Linked DNA regions of Mus musculus: all the other regions are linked to region 3. A link is a loop called in an ENCODE intact Hi-C map of the cell type or tissue named here. Cell type or tissue: heart. All regions are shown on one strand.

What was found. Hi-C counts contacts between places; a loop is a spot of excess contacts. Peaks named below come from ENCODE experiments on the same cell type or tissue, not always from the same donor. Only the 100,000 strongest peaks of a DNase experiment are listed, where the experiment ranks them.
Region 1: it touches region 3 in a loop (2.6-fold over the local background); 4 of 42 quality-filtered maps call a loop at or near these places.
Region 2: it touches region 3 in a loop (2.4-fold over the local background); 4 of 42 quality-filtered maps call a loop at or near these places.

What each region holds. Positions count from the first base shown.
Region 1 is chr3:108,084,372-108,086,871 of GRCm38, reverse strand. It overlaps Ampd2 (adenosine monophosphate deaminase 2), which reads left to right and starts at 206. Exons shown (of 18, transcript NM_028779.5): 1 at 206-654. The coding sequence starts at 645. Gm12500 (predicted gene 12500) reads right to left here and starts at 896. Exons shown (of 1, transcript NM_001358018.1): 1 at 1-896. The coding sequence starts at 646. The coding sequence ends at 29. It also overlaps a transcript of Gnat2 not described here. In heart, a CTCF peak has its summit at 1,429; DNase peaks (open chromatin) are centred at 161, 951 and 1,441; H3K4me3 peaks cover 2,500 bases; H3K27ac peaks cover 2,051 bases.
Region 2 is chr3:108,074,264-108,076,763 of GRCm38, reverse strand. It overlaps Ampd2 (adenosine monophosphate deaminase 2), which reads left to right. Exons shown (of 18, transcript NM_028779.5): 13 at 25-151; 14 at 243-406; 15 at 673-793; 16 at 1,060-1,233; 17 at 1,405-1,515; 18 at 1,643-2,500. The coding sequence ends at 1,849. Among named protein-coding and RNA genes, the nearest start is that of Gm12500, 10 kb to the left of the region's middle. In heart, a CTCF peak has its summit at 1,303; no DNase peak of the experiment used is centred here.
Region 3 is chr3:108,202,957-108,205,456 of GRCm38, reverse strand. It overlaps Atxn7l2 (ataxin 7-like 2), which reads left to right. Exons shown (of 11, transcript NM_001289545.1): 8 at 543-741; 9 at 835-956; 10 at 1,414-2,209. Among named protein-coding and RNA genes, the nearest start is that of Cyb561d1, 3.4 kb to the right of the region's middle. In heart, a CTCF peak has its summit at 1,294 (motif pointing right); DNase peaks (open chromatin) are centred at 776 and 1,396; H3K27ac peaks cover 515 bases.

The DNA.
Region 1 (2,500 bases), 120 kb after region 3:
TTTCTTTGGATGGGGTGTTTCCATTGCCTCATCCCATCTTACTGATGAGGAAACTGACGCACAGAAATCGCCCAAGACCAAAGGGCCAAGCCAAGGCCAACCCTGGTCCGGAGGCTGCCCACGTGGCGTAAGGGAACTGGGAAAATGGTTGGGGCGTGGCCAGGAGGCCAAGAGGCGTGGCCGAACGGGGCGTGGCCGCGGACTTGGCGGGGCCTGGGGTACGCGAGATTGGCGCGCAGCCCGGAAGGTTTCGGCGGGGTCGCACCTGTTGCGTGACTCCCCCGTAGCCCGGCCACAGGAGCCGGATCCCTAATTGATTCCCAGAAAGTGGTGAAAGAACCCTAGGCGAATTCCGGGTCCGGTTTTCTGGGGAGCACGTGGCCTGTTTCCTCTTGAGTGCAGGCTTGGGGTCGCGACTCCGGGGTCTCCTGAGGTCAGTCTGGCCGCTGAAGTCGGCGGGAGTCCGCCCCCCGGCCAGCTGGCCATTTTGAAAACCTTGCCTTCCTTCCCGCTTCTCAGTGCGGGTGCAGGGGCCAGTGGCGCGACTTCGCCCCGGTGGGGGCCCTCTCCCCTCTTCAGCCCGGCTCCCTCGCTGTGCAGACTTTCGTAGGCTGCCTTCCTGGTCCACGCGGGACTTGGGCAGCATGGCCTCAGGTAAGTGTGTGGCGCGTGTGTGGTTGATAAAGGGACTCCAAGGCAGAGGTGCCTGGGTCGGGTGATAAGTGGGTGGGGGGTCTTGGCAATGCCTGCAAGACCTAGGGGACGTGAACGGCTCCTAGAAGGGTCCAAGGAAGCAGATCTTGAGTGTACAGGCAGAGCGACAGGTCAGAGTAGGCTGGGGTCTTTCCCATCGACCTCAGACAAGACCCAGCCTCCTACTCTTCCTGTCTTCCTAGGAGACAGCTTCTGCCGGTCAGTGGAATTTTCCCAAGACAGGCCCCTCCCTCCTGGGCTCGAATTCTCAGTTCTGCCTCCTCCCGGAGCTGGGCTGTCCCTAGAGCAGGGGTCAGATGGAGAAGAAAAGAGGGGGGCTCTGCCCCAGAGGCTCTGGGTTTTCATGAGTACCGTTGTTCCTTCCCTGGAGGAAATGGGTTTTGAGGTTGGAGCTCAGGCGGTATTCTTGCCTATTATTTTTCTCTCTGGCTGGCTGGACCAGCCTAGCCTGGACTTTGGCTTCTTTGCCTTGGAGCCTTGGCAAGGGATGAGGGTTCCCGAGGTGGGGTGAGGGTAGTAAAGAGCTTAGAGCTGGTGCTGCTCCATCTGTTTTCTCTGCATCCCGACCCCGGCCCTAGCCACCATCAGACAGGGCACTCTAAAGACTGGAGTGGGAAGAGAGGGATAAGGGGCAGGATGGAGGCCCCACTCCCCGAGGTTGCCTAGACAACATCAGAAATCGTGGCCAGAGCCTCTTCCGCCTGCGGGGCGCTGCTTCCTGCATCAGTCACTCCCGCTGGGGGCGGGGCGGAGGAAGGGGTTGGATGTGGGAGAGCTTGGCCCCAGCCGGTGAGGTTCCTCCGCTGTCGCCTTGGCCCCAGCCATGGCATCCTATCCTGGCCCAGGCAAGTCCAAGGCCAAATATCCCTTTAAGAAGCGGGCCGGCCTGCAAGCTTCCGCTGCCGCTCCAGGTGAGAGTTCTTGGTTTCAGGCATGGGTTCCCCTCCTCTTGTCCAGGCCACTGAGTGCCTCCGATAAGGTCCCCTTCTGCAGCACCCTCTCTGCAATGATGCCTCTCGACCTCGGTTCCCCGGTTCCCCGGCTGACTGGCTGACTTGATGGCGCAGGGAGGGAGGTGGGAGGGGGTGCCTGAGGTTTCCATGTCAGGGGTGCTGCCCTCCGTAACAAGGAGTGGGTGTGGATGTGGGTGCCCACGAGATGTATATGCACACGTGTCAGCTTGTGCAGATGCTAAGACTGCGTGTGAAGTGTATGTGAATGGAGTGGGGAGGGTGTGGGACTGACTGCGGACTGGCTACTCTGATTGGTACCAGGCAGACTCAGGCTAGACTTGCCTTTACTTATTCTTTCCAAGACCCTAGATCTAGAACTCCCTCCCTGGTGAGTGGGGTGGTGAGGTCTGACATATGGGGTCATGCATTGCTAACACCTACACAACCAGATTGCTAACACCTATTGCCAGTGTCCTTCCTGTTGGCTTGTTCCAGGCCTGTGTTGTGAATTTCTTCAGGAGAGTGGGGAGCCCTTGAAATGGCTGGTGGGCTATGTACGCTGCATCCTTTGGACCTAAGTGGGCATCTCTGCACCATCTGCAGCTGGCCCTGTGGTCCATCCTGGTGAGGACTTAGCTACTAGAGTTTGTGCTTCCAGGGATGTGTCTTTAACTCTCAAGTCTAATGGCTAAAAGAAAGACATTTCGATGATTGATTGGGTGTTATCAACTCCTTATAGCTGCCTGTATTGACACCCTGACTAACCGCCTCTGGCCTATTCTTATCCTGCTGACTGTGCTTATCTAGGCTTTGTACTGTACTGAGATAGATTC
Region 2 (2,500 bases), 130 kb after region 3:
TGTTTGTGTCCTGTCTCCCCGCAGCGATGTGTACCGCACCAAGGGCCAGCTGGCCAACTTCCAAGAGATGCTGGAGAACATCTTTCTGCCCCTGTTTGAGGCTACTGTGCACCCTGCCAGCCACCCGGAGCTGCACCTCTTTCTGGAGCACGTGAGCGGTGGTGGCATGGGCTGGGACAGGGCAGGATAGCTGGGGTTGGCCCCAGCTGTGGCTCTAGGTCTGACCACCAGCTCCTCGCCAGGTGGATGGTTTTGATAGCGTGGATGATGAGTCCAAGCCAGAGAACCACGTCTTCAACCTGGAGAGTCCCCTCCCAGAAGCTTGGGTGGAGGAGGACAACCCTCCCTATGCCTACTACCTGTACTACACCTTCGCTAACATGGCTATGTTGAACCATCTGCGCAGGTGCGTGCCCCAGGGGTGCGTGCTTCCTGAGCTGAGGTCAATGGTGCCCTGACACCCATGGCCCCTGTGCCTGGACTGACAGGCTCTTTCTCTGCCCTTAGACTTAATTTTCCATCCTTTCCCGTTAAGGCTCTGCCCCTGTCTTCTCTCCTAGTTCCCCACTGTCACTCACTGGAGGGCATACATATGAGTGATGTGGGATCTGGGGTCAGGTGAGCTTAGGCGTGCCCAGGCTCTGGATCTGACTCTGTCTTCATACCCCACAGGCAGAGAGGTTTCCACACGTTCGTGCTGAGGCCGCACTGTGGGGAGGCCGGGCCCATCCACCACCTGGTATCAGCCTTCATGCTGGCCGAGAACATCTCCCACGGGCTGCTCCTGCGCAAGGTCAGGGTCTGCACCCCCAGCCTCCACGTGCAGCTGCTTGCCTTCCCCATCCTCCTCCTCCCCCAGCCATGAGATCAGATTCCTCCTTCCCAATATAATTAGCTCTTCCCACCCATCCTCTAGCTGGGGAGCCCAGCCCAGGATTCATCATTCTTATGTGAGTCCTCGCCTGGACCACCCTCTTCCCCTAAGCCCCAGAGCCAGCACGCATGCCCTCCCAGCACTGAGGCCACCTGACAAGTCCTCCATTCCCCCTTCCTGCCCAGGCCCCCGTCCTGCAGTACCTGTATTACCTGGCTCAGATCGGCATCGCCATGTCCCCGCTCAGCAACAACAGCCTGTTCCTCAGCTACCACCGGAACCCTCTCCCTGAGTACTTGTCCCGTGGCCTCATGGTCTCGCTGTCCACAGATGATCCCTTGCAGTTCCACTTCACCAAGGTCAGACCCAGGCCAGCGGGCAGCCAAGGGCAGGTATCTGGGGGATACTGGGTGCCTCTAGGTTGGTGCTGCCCCCTTGCTGCTGGAGCTTAGCAACTGTTAGCTAAGTCCTTAAAGGAGGGGGGGACGGCAGGGGCCTGATACCTGCCTCAAGGAACCTGGCCTGTGCAGGAGCCCCTGATGGAGGAGTACAGCATCGCCACCCAGGTGTGGAAGCTCAGCTCCTGCGATATGTGCGAGCTGGCCCGTAACAGCGTGCTCATGAGTGGCTTCTCTCACAAGGTATGGAACTCAGCCTGCTTGGGGCTGGCCATTACCCTTCTCCCTTCCTTTGTATTTGGGGTCCTGACCTTGTCCCTGTGATAATTGGATCTACCTGCATCTCTGCCTGTTACCTATACCCCTGCAGGTGAAAAGCCACTGGCTGGGACCCAACTATACCAAGGAGGGCCCTGAGGGCAATGATATCCGCCGTACCAACGTGCCAGACATCCGAGTGGGCTACCGCTATGAGACGCTATGCCAGGAGCTGGCACTTATCACACAGGCCGTCCAAAGTGAGATGCTGGAGACCATCCCAGAGGAAGTGGGCATTGTCATGAGCCCAGGGCCTTAGTGCACCTGGTCTGTGCAGTGCTCGTCCCATCTCAGCGACTTGACTGTGACCGTGATTAGACCCCTCCCACCTGATGTGGTCTCTGCATGTCTCCGTGCTATGTTTCTGTCCTGCATGTCTTCGACCATGTCTTGCCTCTGGGCCACCTCAGTGAAAGCAAGTCCAGGAATCTGCTTCATTATTGTCTCGGCTCAGGTGGTACCTGGTGGCTGAGATTTAAGAGTTGGCCCTGCTCGTGACCCATCTCAGAATTGTCAGAAGTCTGGCTGTCCTATGGTATCCTCAGTGTCCACAGGGGCTTGGGATGGTTGTGTAGGGCTGGCCCCTTGAGCACCGGGAACCCAGGCTTTGGTTAGAGTTCAAGTTGAGTTTCCCTCTTGTTTATGTGGCTGTGGGACAGGAGGGGCTCGTTATCTCTCTGCTGTGGCACTGGCTGCTCAGCCTCTGAAGTTCCAGCTGGTCTGCGCTGGGCAGAGCAGGACTTAGGCTCACTCACGGCCCTGGAGGCCTGGCCTGAGGGGCTGGCCCACTGTCCCTGCTGAGTCACTGCCCATCAGCCCCGTTCCTCCCCAGCCCACGTGTTCCTTTGTTACCAGCCCCCTTGTATCCCTGTGGGAGGGGGCAGCTGCCCTGACCTGTCTCAGTTGGAGG
Region 3 (2,500 bases):
TGTGAACGTCTTTCTCGCTCCTCCATGGATTAGCGCTTATCATCAGAGAGCTAAACGGGCCAGGGTCCTGGGTGAAGCAGTGTCACTGTGCAGTCATCCACTGGTCCCTTTGTGTGCAGAGGCTGCCCTGGGCTGTGGGAAAGCCTGCTCATGTGCACTTCCTCAGGGGGTAGATGTGAAACACAGGCGCAGCTCCCAGGCAGGCTCCCAGGAGTATGTGACGAAGAGAGTTGACTAGGCTGACCAGCGCTGGGGGTAGTTAAGCCGGGAAGGTTTTTCTGGAGGAAGCAAATCTGAAGCAGATTTTCTCCTTAAAAAGACAAGGCCTAGGAAGGGGCTAAAGAGAGAATCTCTTGGAGGCTGTGGCCCTTGGTTCTGCCTCTCACTCTGTGAGCTATATAGTACTTTCCTGTCTTTTCACCCTCCCCCCTCATCTGAGTCCCCAGAAGGGTGTGTCTGCCCTGGCTGTTTGAGAGAGCTCGGACACCCTCCCTCTACTCCGAATCACTCACATCATCCTTCCATCTCCCTTGGCCCTTCAGGTCCCATGCCTCCTCTGAGAGTGAGGTGGATGACGAAGGTCCCTGTGGTGGTGATGGGGATCCAGGCCTATTCCCCTTCCCTCTGCCCCGGGGTGGGGCCCAGGCCTCCAGTGAGGAGAGTGAGGAGGAGGGGATATCTGATGACCTCCACCTTTCCCCTGACTGCCATTACGCAACTCGGCCCCCCAGGCCACAGGCGGTAAGGGGGCAGGACAGGGAGCTGGGGTGGAGGGTGGCTAAGTCTTGTATCTCAGGCCCTCCCAACCACGTTCGTCCTTTCTTCTGCCTCCAGTTTTGCACATTTGGAAGCCGGCTGGTGAGCCCAGGATGCTATGTGTTTAGCCGCCGGCTGGACCGGTTTTGCTCAGCACTCAGCTCCATGCTGGAACGGCATCTCAGCTCACACATGTGGAAGTGAGTTTCATGTTCTCAGAACTTTCTTCCTCGGGCTCAAGTGTACTTGGGCTTCAGAAACCCCAGTCTGGTATACCATGGCTGATTGCTAAAAACCCAAATGGGGTGTGGCATGAAGGGGTGAGACTCAGTAGCCTGGAGGAGGGCATGAGTGGGTGATCTGGGTGAATCTAGATACTTGCCCATCACTTCCAGTACCTGTTAGGCAATGTAGGACAGGGAGGGCCCAAACTGAGATAAAAAATCAGGTAGTTAATGTGTCTACAGGTAGCTCTGTCTTGTTCTGATACAATGACCATTCCTCCTCTTGTGCCTTCCTCCGCTTAGTTCCATTGTCTCCCAGCAGGGGGCAGCAGTCTGGGGCTTTGCTGGCCATTTGAAGGTGCAGAGACTAGTGTATATTAGGGCAGCCCTGGTGTTTGCTCAGTATCACAGTGGGCCTTTCTCTTTGCTACAGGAAAATCCCACCAGCAGCCGAGCCTCCATCCCATCTTGTCAGTCCATCTTTATCTGATCCCTTGAGTCCATCCCCTATGGGCAGCTGTCCCCGACTTCCAGGTCCAGCCCCCCGACCTGCCTGTCCAGCCTCCATACCCCCCGTCAAGGACAGCCTTGTCCCTAGCTATCCTGCAGGCTCCCCCAGTGTAGCAGCTGCCTGCAGCCAGGCAGAGTGCATGGGCGGTAGCCAGGCTATTACCTCACCGCTGCCTGCCAACACTCCATCTCCGTCCTTCAGCAAGCTGCCACCTTCCAAGGCCAGCAAGTCATCCAAAGGCAAGGAGGGGGTGGAGATGGAGGCCCCTTCTCGAAAGCGGAAGTTATCCCCTGGCCCCACCACCTTCAAACGGACCTGCATCCTGGAGCCTGCTGGAAAGGGCAAACCCTCTAGCTGTCGGGGTCTCTCAACCAAGACTAAAACAGCCCTGAACTTGGGGCTTAATGGAACAGTGGGGCCACGAGTGAAACGGGCCGGTCCCCTGGACTGTCGGGGTTCCCCTCATCCATCCCCCATACCCGTCAAGGCTTCTCAGCTAGAAAACCGAGGAGTGGCCGGACACCCAGCTAAGGTCCTGCCAACCACCTGCCTCTCCGAGGAGGAGGTAGCCAAGAAGCGGAAAAACCTGGCCACTTACTGCCGGCCAGTCAAGGCCAAGCACTGTCAGGCTGGTGTCCCTCCTGATGGGACCTGCTCTGTGCGTCGCAAGAAGCCAGGTCCAGCCCTGCCCTTTGAGGAGAAGTGCTCTACACTGAAGGTACCAATCCAGCTTCCTGAAGACCATGGGCAGAGAGGGGTTGGGAGGGCTGAGGCTGGGGAGCACAGTAGGTACACGACATGGAGAAGGTGCTAAGGATGCTAAGGGGGGAAGAAAGGGGGAATTGAGAGAGCTCCTGGGCTACCTACTTTGGGGAGAGGTTGGTCAGTTCTTTCCAGGGTGACCCCAGCTCTTTCCTGAGGGACCTTTCCTATGCCCAGTCTTTTCCTTTGGGCCTAGGACATGCTGTCTCCTATCTTTGCTTTAATGAAAGGACCACTTCTTTTTGAA